Regions from separate parts of the Homo sapiens genome. Here region 2 is linked to region 1. The links are chromatin loops, found by intact Hi-C in ENCODE. Cell type or tissue: tibial artery. All regions are shown on one strand. Links, peaks and the distances in the headings refer to the core of each region. The heading gives the core; the rest is flanking DNA.

Region 1 (7,969 bases), core at 2,596-5,095:
AGGCACTGCAGGATTGTCCTAGGGAAGTGGTTGAACTTGGAGGTTCAAGGGCCTTTCTCACTGCCTGGTTACTTTCCCAGGCTTTGTGGAGGCGGCTTTGTGGCACAACTGGAGCTTTATTTTCTTGTCTACCGAGGAGAGAAACCCACAGAAGATGCGGGACCGTTGTGGGAGATGGTCTTTCCACCAGCCCCATGACACAGCCCTGCGAAGCTTTTCAAGTCAGTGCGACTGGGGTGTCTTTCCCCAGGGACTGACTGACAAGAGCTACGTTTTCTGCCTCTATCATATCCCATTCTAGAACACCGGTTTGGCTGTGATGGCCTTTTAGGATGCTCAGTGCCTAAATGACAGGTAGGCCACTTTCTCTGGGTTCCACTTGGAGGCAGAGGAAAGCAACCAGGAATATGGAGAGCCTTCTAGTGCCGGCATTTTGCATGTTGCATTCACTTTCTCATTTGAGCTCCACAGCAGTGCTATGAAGCAGCACTATCCGTATCTCAGTTTACTGATGAGGAAACTGGGGGTTTAGGGAGCATCTCCCAGGTCACAGTGTAAGGGCAGAGGCAGGATACCACTTCAGGGCCATCTGAATCCGAAGCCTCCTAGACAGCCTGCCACACGGTGAGCCGACTGGAAACCCCCATCTGATTCAACTCTAGGGGGATTTTCTGGGTCTCCCAGACAGCATGAGCTGGCACACATTTCTTGTCGTGTTTTTGTTTTTGTTTTTGTTTTTTTGAGACAGAGAGTTGTTCTGTGGCCCAGACTGGAGTGCAGTGGCGCAATCTCGGCTCACTACAACCTCTGCCTCCTGAGTTTAAGCAATTCTCCTGCCTCAGCCTCCCAAGTAGCTGGAGCTACAGGTGCTTAGAAAAACTAAGGAAACCTCCTTAGTGAAACCACTACACCTGGCTAATGTTTTTGGATTTTTTTTTTTTTTTTTTTTTTTTTTTTTTTTTTTTTAGTAGGTACGAGCTTTAACCAGCTTGTTGGCCAGGCTGGTCTTAAACTCCTGACCTCAAGTGATCTGCTCATCTCAGTCTCCCAAAGTGCTGGGATTACAGGCATGAACCATTGCACCCAGCCCACTGGTACACATTTTTTATCTTCATTTATAATCGCAGTCCTGACACTGGCCTTAAATGCCCAGGGCAGGGCCAGTCTGAACTCCAGGCCCAGCTTCAGTGGGATATTGGCTCTGTGCTGGGTGTTTGGTGGGCTCAGCTCTATTCTCATGTCTTTCCTGCTCCCTTGTAAGTGATACTATGTGCTCGGGAGACACGGCCTGGGGCTCAGGATATAGTTTGTGATTACAGAGGTAACATCACTGAGTGGGGAAGAGGGAGGACTCTGGAGTCAGCCGGGACTCCACTGTGTGACCCTAGACAAGGTATTCAGCCTCTCTGGGCTTCATTTTCTCATCTAAAAAAAAAAAAAAAAAAGGAAGGAAGGTTATGTGAGTCCCTACCTCATAAGGTTATTACAGAGATTAAATGACACGTGCAAACCAGCTGGCATGGCCTGCCACATTGATGGCCAGGATCCCTGGTGACTCTTCCTGTTGTGAAGTGCTCCATCTAAAGGCTGAGCTGGTTTGAGGCCATTAGCACACAGAGTGGGCTCATCCATGCACAGAGCAAAGCCACAGGGCTGCTTTTTCATTTTTAGAAATTAAAATTCTGTTCAGTGGTGTTGTTTATTAGTTTTCTAGCCCATTGATTTTTCTTTCACAATAACACCTGGGTTATTCAGAGCCTCCCAGGGAACACCAGACTTCCAAGATTCTCGAGGATGATTGTTATTGTTTTCTAGAGTGTGTTGCAGATTTCCTGCCTTTATCAACAGAGCCTGTGCATTCTCCCCGGCTTCTTGTGAGACATGTGCCAACTCTCCCCATCATAGCCTCTGCCCAGGGAGCCTCTTATCGCTCTTGCCCTTGGCTAGCTGTCCAGGCTGCTGGTCCTTCTCTGGTCCCTGGGTCTGCATTTTGCTGGTTTCCCGTCTCATTCTTAGGCGGCTGCATTTTCCCGATGTGAGGATGCTTGCCATTAGCATTCCTTTCCCCATTTTATAATTTCCCAGACTCACATCCTGTGAGCTGGGAAGCCAGATAACGAAGATTGTTAGAGTTTTTTGTAAAGAGAAATTAGATTCTAAATGGCTGTTCCTCCCCAGGAGTAAAGTGCATGGATTTTAGGACATTTGCATGGTGGTTTGATTGCTTTTTCTGCTTTTCTGCTCTGTGGTTTTTCTCAGTATGCCACATCACTGAACTTGGAGAGCAGAGGTGTTTCTGGACTGTGTTTTAGGAAAGATGGGCTCAAGGAGGTCCCCTTGACAAGGAATAGCTATAGCAATCTTGGGCTCTGAAGTTCAGATGAGTTACCTGCTATTGGACAAGCTAATGAACCTCTGTACCTCTGTCACCAATTTTTTAAGGGCCACAGTGATGCTACATAGCTAATTTAATCTGCTGTGACATGGGCTTTACACATAAGATAATGCAGGTGGGCTCTTATTTTTTTTTAATTATGTGTTTTTTATTTTATATATTTTTTGAGACAGAGTCTCACTCTGTTGCCCAGGCTGGAGTGTAGTAGCCTGATCTCGGCTCACTGCAACCTTGGCCTTACAGGTTTAAATGATTCTCCTGCCTCAGCCTTCCCGGTAGCTATGACTACAGGCACCCACCATTGTGTCCGGCTAATTTTGTATTTTCAGTAGAGACGGGGTTTCGCCATGTTGGCCAGGCTGGTCTTCAACGCCTGACCTTGTGATCCTCCCACCTTGGCCTCCCAAAGTGCTGGGATTACAGGTGTGAGCCACTGTGCCCAGCCTCATCTGAACAATTTTGCAGTGAAATTCTCTGAACCCTGGGAGCAGATACCTGGCCTGGCTCCCGCTCAGTGCTAAGCTAAGCCCTGCCAGGGCTGAAGCCCCACAGGACTCCATTCCAGTTAGTGTCCAAGCAGCACAGCCAAGCCAGCAGTGTCTCCTTTCCACCTTCCCTGGGGGCAGGAATGCTGTTTCTGCCGGGTAAGCCCCTAGCAGGGGCTCAGACACCCTTCTCATCACCTGATTTGCATTCCTGGTTCCATCTGTTTTATATATTGAGTCTTCTAAGATTTGGTTTAAAGAAAAGGTTTCATTGCTTAAAAAAACATTCTTTGCAAATCCTGCCCTAGAGAAGTCTAAAGTAGAGAGACCCAGATGGGTGCTGGCATGACCCAGAAGCTGGCCCAACTCCTGCATGACTGGAGACACTGATTCATAACCGCCACCACCCCTGCCCAGTTTCTTCTTTGGGACTGTATGAACTACCCAGATGGGGAAGCTGAGGCAAGGGTCTGGGCTCTGAGCCACGAGCCAAGGGGCTGCTGGTCAGGTGGTGGTTCACAGGGAGCTGCTCTTCCCCCCAGAAACATTAGCTTGGTCTCGAAAGGCTGCAAGGTCTGTAGGCTCCCACTGAAGGCCCAGTGTGGAGCTCAGCCCTGGGGCTGCGTCTGGGTGGCTGAGGGTGAGGGCAGCCTGGGGTTCAGGCAGGTGGCCAGCTGGATGTCCAGCCCACATGCCCACGGGCCCGCATGCAGAGGACCGGTCAGCCTCCATGGCGAGGAGAGATGGGAAAGGCAGAGCTGAGAGTGCTTTATGAAATGCCCCCAGGCTTACTCAAACAGAGAAAGTCAGGGTAACGAGTCAGAGGGCAGGAATCTGGCGGGTCAGAAAGATCAGGAGCCAGCAGGGAAGCGGATTGATGACAGCCGACTCCGGCGGCACCAGGCGGCAGCGGCTGCGGGTTATCCCAGCGGGCGCAGCCTGTACTCCTCTCCTGCCCCTGCGGGAGCTGGAAGCTGAGTGACACCAGCCCGAGGCCTGCAGCGCAGGGCCAGAGACCGCTGGCTGGGCCCAGGTGAGAGTGTGTGTGAGTGTGTATGTGAAAGTGTGTGTATGTGTGTGTATATGTGAGTGTGTATTTGTGTATATGTGAGTGTGAATGTGTGTGAGGGTATGAGTGTGTATGTGAATGTGTGTGTGTATGATGTGTGTGTATAAGTGTATGTGTGTGAGCGTGTATGAGTTTATGTGTGTATGCGTGTGTGAGAATGTGTGTATGAGTGTGTGAGAGTATATATGTGTATATGGGTATATAAGTGTGTATGAGTGTATGTGTGCATGAGTGTGTATATGTGAGTGTATGTGTGTATGTGTATGTGTATGAGTGTGGGCATGTGTATGAGTGTATGAGTGTGTGTGAGTGTACGTATATCTAAGCATGTGTATGTGTGTGAGTAAGTGTATGTATATGTGAGCGTGTGTATGAGTGTATGTGTATGAGTGTGTGAGTGTGTATGTGTGAACATGTGTGTATGAGTGTGTGTATGAGTGTGTGAGCGTGTGTATGAGTGTGTGAATGTGCATTAGTGCATATGAGTGTGTGTATGTGTATGTATGAGTGGGTGTGTAGGAGTGTGTATGTGAGTGTGTGAGTGTGTGCCAGTGTGTGTGCTGGGGAAAGGATAGAGACAAAGAGCACATGCAATTACTTCCTGAAGTACACCCTAACCCTGGGCCTCCTGGAGAGCTGTTTGTTCCCAATCCCCAATATCCAACCCATGCTTTCTACTTCACCGGAGAGCCCTGTGGTGCCCACCTCTATGCCATTCTCCTATAGACAGTAAATCTTAGTTAACTTGATTGACACAGGTATCATGCCCAGGCTATAAACTTTTGGAGCAACACATTAGAAGGGGCTTAGAGGACTTCAGAGGCAGATATAATGACGGTAAGTGAGAGTCACAATGGAGCCAAAATAAAAACAAACACACACAAACCTAAAATACAGGACTAATCAGCAGAGGAAGTAGCAGCTGGATGCTCACAAGATCATAGAGGGACCTTAGAGTCCAACCCATCTCCCAAGGCACAAAGTCTATGTCTAGTGTATCTGGCATGGTCATTTGGCTCAGACATCTAGGGACAGGAACACAAGGACCACACATGGCAACTCATGTCAGAGTTTTCCTTTATACAGAACGGGAAATTCCTTTATGGCACTCTGACTCTGGTTCTGGTGTGACGCTTTGGGCCTGGAGTGTGGAGCCATGGAAGCCTGGACTTATGGAAGCCTGGACTTATGTCCCCTTAAGTCTTCTCTTCATTCCTCATGTGACTCAGGCTCCAGCTTTTTAACATCCTGGCCACCCACCTCTGGATGAGCTCCTTATCCAGAATTTGATGTACTGGACACATCATTTATTAATTTTTAAAATTAAAAAAAATTTTTTTAGATGGAGCCTAGCTCTGTCATCCAGGCTGGAGTGCAGTGGCATGATCTTGGCTCACTGTAACCTCTGCCTCCTGGGTTCAAGAGATTCTCTTGCCTCATCCTCCTGAGTAGCTGGGACTACAGGCATGCACCACCATACCCTGCTAATTTTTTATTCTATTTTATTTTTAGTAGAGATGGGTTTCACCATGCTGGCCAGGCTGGTCTCAAACCCCTGACCTCAGGTGATCCGCCTGCCTTGGCCTCCCAAAGTGCTGGGATTACAGGCGTGAGCCACAGTGCCCAGCCCATAATTTATTAATTCAACGGAGGATTTTGGTCACATTGCCTGGGGGGTTAAGAGCTCAAGTTCTGGAATCATACAATCTTGGATTCAAGTCCCAGCTCCACCACTTAGTAGCTGCATAACCGCGGGTAAGTAAGTTACTTAACCTCTCTGAACTTCAGTTTCCTTCTCTTTAAAATGAAGATAAAAATAATAGCACCTTCACGGAGGATTAAGTTATATAGTGTGTGTAAATGACCTCCCACAGTGCCTGGCATATGGTAAACACTTGGAATTTGGCAGCCACGTTGGACTGATGGTGACTCATGCTGAGCCTGTACTTAGCTAAAAGCCAAGGGTCTTTTTCGCATGAACTGCTGGCATTTATCCTTATTAGACTTCATTTTGTCAGTTTCAGTCCATTGTCTCTTCCTGTCCGCATGTCTCATTCTGCCACCGTACATTAGCACCGTACATTAGCCAGCTAGCGCATCCAACTTAGCCATCTGCAAATCTGATAATAAGCCTTTTATATTTTCAACTGCAATCTCACCCTAATCTGATGCCAACATGCTATTCAAGATTCTTTAGGTTCAGCTGTTCACCCAGCCCTCAAGTTACTCAACTGTGCTTTCTCATGGAGCCCACTCTGACTCCTCTGAGTGAGAAATTCTTTTTTTCCCCCCTGGAAATTTTGAAGGCTCCAAGGAAAAAGTTAAATTATATTTAATAACTTCTGTTTCAAAGACCAAGGAAATTATAAAACCCATTAGAAAGACTGTAATCAAAAATTAGTCAACATGAAGTTTGGGCAGTTGGCAGTGTAAATTTTATTTATCTAGAACATCCCCTCTTGAGGAGTTGTATAAATCCTCCACAATGCCAGAAAACGAGGCATCACTTCATAGGGCATTCTGTATTTTTCCACATGGTTTATACTTTCTCTCTACTAAAATAGAAACTTCTCCGGGTCAGGAGCCCTTCTGTCATTTTGTATCTCTTATCAGCACCTGAGTCTGAGCTTTGCACACAACTCCTAATACCCACTGGCTGACAGATCACCACTGTAAAAATGAACCATTTATATGTACTTGTGATGGTTAACTTTGCATGTCAACTTGGGTGGACCATGGGGTGCCCAGATTAAGCATTGCTTCTGGGTGTTTCTGGATGAGATTGGCATTTGAATCAGTGGATTGCCCTCTGCCATCTGGACAGACATCATCCAATCTGTCGAGGGCCTGACTAGAACAAAAGGCAGAGGAAGCAGGAATTTGCCTCCTTTTTCCAGTCTCACCACCTGGGCTGGGACATCTGTCATCTCCTGCCCTGGGACTGGGATCTACACCATTGGCTTCCCTGGTTCTTAGGCCTTTGGACTCACACAGAGTGACATCAGCAGCTCTCCTGGGTCTCCAGCTTGCAAGTGGCAGCTCATGGGATGTCTTAGCCTCCATAATTAATCAAGTGAGCCAATTCCTACACACACACACACACACGCGCGCGCGCGCACGCGTGCGCGCTAGTCTCCTCTTCGTTCTGTTTCTCTGGAGAAACTGCAGAACATATCCAGCTTCAGACAGTGAGAGCTCAGATACGAGATTCAAGAGGGGAGAGATGACATTTTGTTTATTTTTGTCACCCTCAGGGTACCCATATCATCCCATGTTGCACCTGGTAGATGTAGAACTGAGAAAATACTGTCTCTAAATGTTGAATGAATAACATGAGGGAACCCAGCCACAGTCCCAGAGTCACACTGATCCTATTCACGTGCCTTCCTTCCCTCACTGAAGATGACATTACTGACACATTGTCAAGAAACACTGCAATCAAGAGCTGTGAATGAGGGCTGATGCAAACATGGTGCTGGGCTACAGACAGGCCATAGACATAGACATTGTACATCCCAGAGAGCATGAATCTCGGTGGGGAGAGCACATGTCTATGAAAAGTTTATATCTGGTGTATCTGATGCACCATTTAAAAGATAAAGACATGAAATAGGCTCATTGAGAAGGGATCAACACTTTCAGCCTTTGGTCATTGGAAGGGCTTCACCAAAGAGAGTAATTGAGTAGGACTTTAAAGGTCAAAGAACGGGAGAGAACTTTCCAAAGTGGAAGAATAACCCAAGTCGCAGTAAGAGGATGGTCAAGAAGTAGATGGGTTTGGGAAATGACAAGGATTTGGGGGCTCCTAAAGAGCACCAGCCTAGCTTCCCCCTGTGAGCCATGGCACATTCTGGTGTCATAGTGGTGCATAGGTGGTTGTGGAATAGGTGTTTTCTCTGCAAAGTTAACTGGCTTACAAAGGGCTATAACCCATGTGCTCTGCCTTACTGGCATTTCCCTCTAATCTGAGCTAAGAAGGTCAGCTAAACAGACTATATTTGGACTAAGCTGCTCCCTGTA
Region 2 (7,969 bases), core at 2,249-4,748, 80 kb after region 1:
AATGAACAAATGAAGTCCTTAAGGGCAGAGAACATGCCTTCTGGTTATTATGAACCTCCCACTGTGCTGAGAAGTGCTGGTGAACACAGTAGATACTAATAAGTGTTTGAGAGTGCAATAGACATACACATTTTTGCCATTATAGAAGGTGGAAGATCAAGCAGGCAGAGTGGACCTCAGATGATAGTGCCTGGGTTGGTTTTTTTTTTTTTTTTTTTTCTTTTTAGTATGAGTGTTTTGTGGTCAAGGCAAAGTCTATGTAGGCAGTATCAGAACGCACGGGGTTGAGGTAAACGCACCTAGATGAATCTGTGCATTTCCCTTCCTTGTGCACAGAAGTCCCAGGGCCAGCAAACCATTGGCAGGCAAGAAAAGATGGCACCCTCATTGTCCCAGGGGAGCCTCCCATCCAGCTCAACACTGCAGGGCTGCTAGTGAGTGTTGCTTGGCCCTGCCCTCAGGGGAGCTGGATTCCTTCCCTGCAGCATGGCCTAGAGAAGCAGGAGAGGAGCGTTGTACTTTGGTCTTTGGATGGTGGAGCAGTGTCACATCACAGCCCTATTGTGTCCTGGAGATCACAGCCTGGTAGATGAGGCTGGAGCTGTGTCCTGTGAGGCCACTGCTGCCTGCAGCCCTTCTGGGCTGAACTGAAGAAAGAGAGAAAGTAGTCTTGCAACTTCCTCCTGTCACCCGCCCTCACCTCGGGTGCTCCCAGCAGGGATGGAGCTGTTTTCATCAGAGCCAGCGTGCTCAGCCAGTTCCTGCCTCTTCAATGCTGGGATGGCTACAAATCATCTTTTACCTTGGGATAGACAGCCTTAGAATTTACAACACATATTTATATCCATTGTCATATTGAATCATACATAGTAGGTTATTTATTAGCTTTGCAGGGTGGTGAAGTAAAAACCATATTTTTCTAACACCCTTGGTCAGAAGCATGTATGGCATCCGCCCCCTCGACTCACTAAAGGCTGGCTCTGCTGAACCTTTTCCCTCCCTGCACTCAACAGAGAATATTTATTAGAACAGCAGGCTCTTCGGGCCTCTCTGACACTTCATTTTGTCTTGGAAGTTGGTGATGATTGAGCCAGTGATTTAAAAGCCAGGATGCATCTGGGAAGGTCATTAGAGAAGAACATATCTATTCATAAACTTAATAATAAATTCACAGCAATAACTAATATCTATATAGGGTCTATTCGGAGCTGGCTGCTCTAAGCCCTTTCAGGTTCATAGATGAGAAAACGAGGCTGTGCTGGGGAGATGAGTTGCCTGAAGTCACGTGTGGTTGTGACAGAGTCAGAGTGTTCTCAGTCTTGGTCTTTCGCCACACTATGCTACTTCCTCAGATGCCTTTGTAGAGGGTCCCCTTTATTTTCTTTTCCCTCTTTCTTGCTCCCAGCACTTTAAAAAAATTGAGGTAAAACTTATAAAATTGCCATTTTAAAATATACATTTTTTTTTTTTTTGAGATGGAGTGTTGCTCTGTTGCCCAGGCTGGAGTGCAGTGGTGTGATCTCGGCTCACTGCAACCTCTGCCTCCTGAGCTCAAGCAATTCTCCTTCCTCTGCCTCCTGAGTAGCTGGGATTACAGGTGTGTGCCACCACACCCAGCCAATTTTTGTATTCTTAGTAGAGACGGGGTTTCACCACGGTGGCCAGGCTGGTCTCAAACTCCTGACCTCAAGTGATCCACCCGCCTCAGCCTCCCAAAGTGCTGGGATGACAGGTGTGAGTCACCACGCCCTGCCCTTTAGCAAATATGTCTTGAGGGCCACATGCACAGATGTGCCTGACTGCCAGCTTCCTTGTCACACCGCAGATCATTTCCACGTGGTAAACGGATGCATTAGTGAGAGGATGGCCCTGACAAGTCACTTTGCACGTGCTGGGATACAGTAACTGGCCAAGTTCAGAGCATTTTTGTATATTAAGAGAAATAGTGAGTTGTAAGAGCACTTTTTGGTGTGGAATATAGCTAATCCATAAAAAGGCCCCTTTCAAGCTCTGCTTCGAGAGCTGAACTTCTCTGTGATTGAGGAAAAGTTCAAAGGGAAATCACTCTGCACCTTCATCTCCTCCTTTCCCACTTCCACCACCCATGGCCAGCCTCTCCCCACATTCTCCATGAATGCTTGAGATAGCATGCTAACCAAAGGCTCTCCCAGCTTCCAGCACCCCTACCTTCCAAGCCAAACCACCCAGTTTAATCTTCTAGAACTGCAGTTCTTCTCACATCATTCTCCTACACAAAAAACCTTGTCAGCTCCCCCACTGCCAAATCTTACCATGCTATGCAAGGCCCCAGCCTACGTTTCCAGCCTTGTTTTCTATGTTCCCTCTTGGCTTCTTATGCTCCAAAAACTCGGAGTGCATTTGCTTTTCCTTGAAAGTGTCCTGTGTTTTCCCACCTTTGTGCTTTTGCTCTGTATCCTCTGCATCTGTTAGGAAGGCATTCAGCCGCAAGTAACATCACACGGAACCAGCACTGACTTAGGGAAAATCACACCCATAACAACAATTCCAGAGGTGAGCTCTTCAGGCTGCTGCAGCAGCTCAGCCCTGGCATCAGAGACCCAGACCCTTTCGATCTGTCTTCTCTGTCATCTTGGCAAGTTGGCTTGTTGCAATATGGTTATAAAGTGTTACAGTTCTAGGCATTGTGTCCATGTTCAAAGTAGGAAGAAGGGCAAACCTGTCATTATTGATGACTTTCCTTTTTATCAAATAGTAAAACCCTTTTCTGAAGCTCCAATAATCTTCCTCTTAAGTGTCATGTGTAGCCTTGTATCACATGGCTATCCCCCGCTAGCTGCAAGGGAGGCTGGGAAAGTGAGTATTTGGTTGGAAGAGGGAAAGGGAAAGGAGGGAAAGGAGCTGGGACTGGCTACTGGGAGAGCTCACTATCAGGGTCTGCCACACTCTTCCTTCCTCTCCTCCATGAAGTTCGGTTTTCTCATCCAGATACAAAAAACCTTTCCCCCTCTTGCTCCCAATGTACTACTTGTATCTTGATTTTAGCATACATATATTCTCATACATGGTAGCAACCAGTTAATTTTGTGTTTATCTTCCTTCGTAGACTAGAAGCTCCTGAAGAGCAGAGACCGTGCCTGGTTTAACTTTGCATTTCCTATAGCATCCAGCACTGTTCCTCAAACATAGCCTTTATAAAGATGTTTTGTTAACATTTCATGGATAATGATTTCAGTTTAAAAACTATACTTTTGTGTTGCTTGGTTGGAACTATTTGTACTATATTTCCTTTGTTAATGTTTTAGAATGTAGGCAGTTATTATAGCTGACGTTTGAGTTCTTGCTATTTGTCAAGCATGTGATAATACCTGTAAGAGCACAGCCCTGTAGGGACTCAATAAACACTAGCTATTTTCATGCCCTTCAAGCTTCATCACATTCCAGTGCAGTAGATGCCATCGTTATGCTCGTTTTACAGATGGGACACCTGAGGATTCAGAGAGGTTAGTTTCCTCTCTCCAAACACCAAGTTGCAGAGCTGTAGTTTCAATCCTGGTCCATCTGAATCTGAGATCCATGATTTTAACTATTAGTTACACTATCTCCAGACCAGACTATGTTTCCTTCCCTCCTCCAAGAACTGCAAGTTAATGGAGGTTATGTTCTTGGGCATTGATTTATTTTTTCATACCTTTTTCATCTATTAGACAAGACATCAATTGATGCATTGGCCTGGATGACACCAAAGGAAACCATTTGTCCTTGTCAGCCTGCAACTGGCCTGCAGCAGTCTTGTCAGCTGTCATGCTCTGTGACCAGGTGTCTTAGTCCTTTTCCTGTTGCTTGTAACAGAATACTGGAAACAGAGCGATTTATAAAGAAAAGGAATTTATTTCTTACAGTTTTGGAGGCTGAGAAGTCCAAAGTCAAGGGGCTGCACCTGGTGAGAATCTTCTTTCTGGTGGGGACTCTGAAGAGTCCTGAGGTGGCACAGGACATCACATGGGGAGGGGTCTGAGTGTGCTAGCTCAGGTCTCCCTCCCTCTTCTTATAGAGCCACTGGTTCCTCTCCCATGTTAGGCCATTAATCAATCCATTAATCCTTTAATGGATCAATTAATTAATGAGGACAGAGCCCTCATGACCCAATCACCTCTTAAAGGCCCTGCCTCTCAAGACCGCCACATTGATGATTAAATTTCAACACGACTTTTGGAGGGGACAAGATATTCAAATCACAGTGCCAGGTAAGTCCCCTGAACAGGCCCAGAAAATCCATGCCCTGCAAATTGATCCTTTCCAAATCCACACCCTCAGACCAACACCTGGCCTGACTCTGGTCACATCAAGGCTCATCACTTCAGCTCCATTCATAGAAATGATCTTGGGTCTCTTTCCTCATTCTTTTGATCTTTGATTACACTTGATTCCTTACCCCCTTTGGCTTTGTTTCCGACAGTAGAATTTGGATTCTCTAGCCTGGTCCAAAAAACTCCTTAGAACATAGTTTTACTTGCCTTGGGTCTTCCTGTTCTTGGCTGCGTCAGGTAAAATTTGAGTTCAACTTGGCCCCAGAAGCTGTGGTCTCACCCTGGCCACATGGCCGGGCCTACTTTGGCCCTCTGTGATGGCAGACCTGAGACCAAGTAAAACTTCAGCCTCATAAAAATGTTCACTAGCTCTAAAAATACACACTGATTTAGGTGCAGCACTATTTTCCCCTACGAACAGCCAGCCCTATCCATTCTTAGACTTTATTATTAAAACTTAACTGTCTGTACACAATGTCACATATGTGAATGAGAAGCCAACTATGTGGATATCCTCAATGTTTTGTAATCCAAATATTTGGCTCTGAGAGAACCCTGGCATCTGTGTTCATTAAACATGCAGACACCCAAACATTTGAATGAAGAATGAAAATTCAGCAAATACAGGGGAAAATGGCATTTATAAAGAGAACAGTTGAATGGCTGACTAGTGTACAGGCTGTTTCAGACTGGCGCAGACAGAATCTCAGCAGAGACTTCAATTAAAGACTAATCCAAGTCAGATGAAGTGAAAATAAGGGGCAGTCTAACACTCTTCTCTCTGGCTCACTTCTTTGCTTGCTTTTTTCCAACTTCTGGACTCAGAGGCATGTGTCAACTTGCAGGGCCTCAGTAATCTGCTTTCTCAGCTTTGGACTGTTTTAGAAGGCAAAACAACCCCCTTGTTCCAACATACCACAGCTACTTAGATGTGGAAATTTAACCTTCTTAAGATCAAAATCCCCTTAAACACCTTGTCTATTACTATATTGGAAAGAGTATGACCTAAGAGTTAGATTGCTCTAAGCAGGCTAGCTAAAAAGATCTCATCCATATTGTACCTATTCTAAAAAAGACGAGACCTTGAATAATTCCCAGGAATAAGTGCATTTGGTCTGAAGTAGATACACCAGGAACTCCTGAACAAGGGAGGACTGTTTTGTAATTTTCAGAGTCATCACTGCCTTCACGAGGCATTAGAAAGAGAAAGGACTCTGGCATTGGACGGGCCTGGACCCAAATCTTAGGTCTTCCCAGTGATGGGACTTTTCTCTCTGGGCCTGTTTTGCTTTGTTTTGCTTTTATTTGTTTATGTACTAGTTGCCCTTCTGGTTGTTGTGAGGATTAAATGAGATAAGGTATATGGTTAGTTCTTTTCTGTGTCAAGCATATTCTCTTCCTATGTACCAACCCCTCATCCCTACCCTGTGCAACATTCATTCTTCACGCCAGTTGTATTTTTCTTGTCCACAGTTTAGAAAGTAACAGATGGAAGACACAGCACAGCAGAATGGCAGATTCATGTTCATATAACATTATATGAAAAACTCACACGTTTTCTATTGAGGTAGGCCATGGGCTTTGATTCTTTCTGCCCATTCTCTTCCTTTTCATTCCACTGCTAGATAAATTAGGTCACCCAGAAAGCACACTGTTCACCTAAAACATCAACACACCCTATTTCCTTTGAACATCAGAATCAAAGAAAAGCAAACAAGCATACCAAAGAAACCCATCGTGGGGACTGGGAAGATCTTGGCTGCCTCTGAAAGGCTTGGATCCAAGCCCTTCATTCCACTTTCAGTAGGTTAGGGGAGCTTTCAAGGACAAGTTCCACCCTCAGTCTCCTACAGGACAGTGCCACCTGCCTTCAAAACCCTGCAGTTTTCTTCCTTCCTTCCTTCCTTCCTTCCTTCCTTCCTTCCTTCCTTCCTTCCTTCCTTCCTTTCTTTCTTTCTTTCTTTCTTTCTTTCTTTCTTTCTTTCTTTCTTTCTTTCTTTCTTTCTTTCTTTCTTTCTTTCTTTCTTTCTTTCTTTGGCAGAATCTCACTCTGTTGCCCAGACTGGAGTGCAGTGGTGTAATCTAAACTCACTGCAAGCTCCACCTACTGGGTTCAAATGAGTCTTTGGCCTCAGCCTCCCGAGCAGCTGGGACCACAGGCATGCACCACCACACCCGGCTAATTTTTGTATTTTTAGTAGAGATGGAGTTTTGCCATGTTGTCCAGGCTGGTCTAGAACTCCTGACCTCAGGTGATCCGCCTACCTCAGCCTCCCAAAGTGCTGGGATTACAGGTGTGAACCACCACGCCTGGCCAGAACCCTTCAGTTTTCTTTAACACTTCGGAAGTTGATGATCACCATCCATCTCAGCTGCTGGGGACTCCCCAGCTTCTTCCACAAACATTTGGCATGTGCCAACCATGTGCTCTCCTTGCAGTCAGGCACCTCTCTGGTGTGGTGTTTCCAGGTTAGTGGATCCAATGCTATTAAGTTGGTGCAAGAGTAATTGGTTTGTTCTACAAATACTTTTAATGGCAAAAACCACAATTACTTTTAGCACCAAACTAATAGTTATACCACAATGATTTTGTTAGCCTTAGGCAGAGGGGTGTCTTAAATTACTTGCATTTAGACGTTGCCAAAATAGTAAAATTATTTTAATAGCCTAAGAATAAGTTCAGGGTCCTTGAGCCTCCACAATGTAAATAAAAGGTTTTTTTCTGATCGCTTGTAAGTGGCAAAATAAATAGTCCTCTGGCACTCTTCAGTATTTAGAAGCTGTTTGACTGGAGGCAAACATACACAGACTGGTTTGCTCTTCGGATAGGGAAAGTCTTTCTCTCTTCCTCACCCCATGTTTCTCCCTTGCCTCTTCCACATGTTCAGAAGCATGGGAGAGCAACCTGCCCTTCCCTCTCTTAGCTTCTCTGCAGGATGGCGGAGTGGCTTGTCTAGTTGGTGAAATGGGAGAGGGGCTCTGAGCACGTGCAGGGCAGCACCTTCTCGGCTAAGCACAAATGCTAAGTCAACACGATTTGCTCTATACAGCATTTTCCAAATTCGCCTGTGCTGGAATTTATGTTTTCTCTGCTCATTGTCTGAATTTTACATAAGCCAGCTATCAGCAGGGACCTACCAAGGTCACAGTAAATAGCTAAACTTGGCTTGAACCTACAGTTTCTTCCCACTCTGGGGATAGAGAGGGGCTGATGTAGTCAGGGTCACTGCAGCCTCCAGGACCCCAAGTCTTTGCAGGTAGTCTCTGTCCCACATCACAGCCACCCAGATGTGACCACAGCTGCTTCTGAAGTCGCCAGAAAGTCCCATTCACCCCAGTCACAGCCGGGGGTTGAGTATGTTTCCTTGCAGAGAGGGGCATTCCGCCTCTCTAGGCAGCTTCCCGTTACCTCGCTGACACCCCCCTTCACCTTCCTGTCTTTCTTTTCACCTCTTTCCTCCCACCCATCCACCCTGCCTCCATACCAACCACGGGAAGCCCAGGCCATGCTCTCCTCACAGACCTTGTGCCCACCACACCCATGCCCCTCAAGGGCTCACTATTTAACCCTAGTACTTCCCAAGTAACCCTTCCAACAAAGGAGTTTCCTCTCAAAGAGGAATTTTGGTGGCAGCTATTTCAGATGGTATTTTTTCATCCCCAGGACCGCTTGTACTGCC

The links. Peaks named below come from ENCODE experiments on the same cell type or tissue, not always from the same donor. Only the 100,000 strongest peaks of a DNase experiment are listed, where the experiment ranks them.
Region 2: it touches region 1 in a loop (2.0-fold over the local background); 3 of 110 quality-filtered maps call a loop at or near these places.

Annotation. Positions count from the first base shown.
Region 1 is chr7:135,711,035-135,719,003 of GRCh38, forward strand. The region is part of intron 2 of SLC13A4 (solute carrier family 13 member 4); the gene reads right to left. Among named protein-coding and RNA genes, the nearest start is that of SLC13A4, 13 kb to the right of the region's middle. RefSeq lists an enhancer at 3,571-4,437. In tibial artery, for the core only: no CTCF peak of the experiment used is centred there; no DNase peak of the experiment used is centred there; H3K27ac peaks cover 1,378 bases.
Region 2 is chr7:135,791,248-135,799,216 of GRCh38, forward strand. No RefSeq gene overlaps it. Among named protein-coding and RNA genes, the nearest start is that of FAM180A, 46 kb to the left of the region's middle. RefSeq lists a silencer at 7,827-7,969. In tibial artery, for the core only: no CTCF peak of the experiment used is centred there; no DNase peak of the experiment used is centred there; H3K27ac peaks cover 658 bases.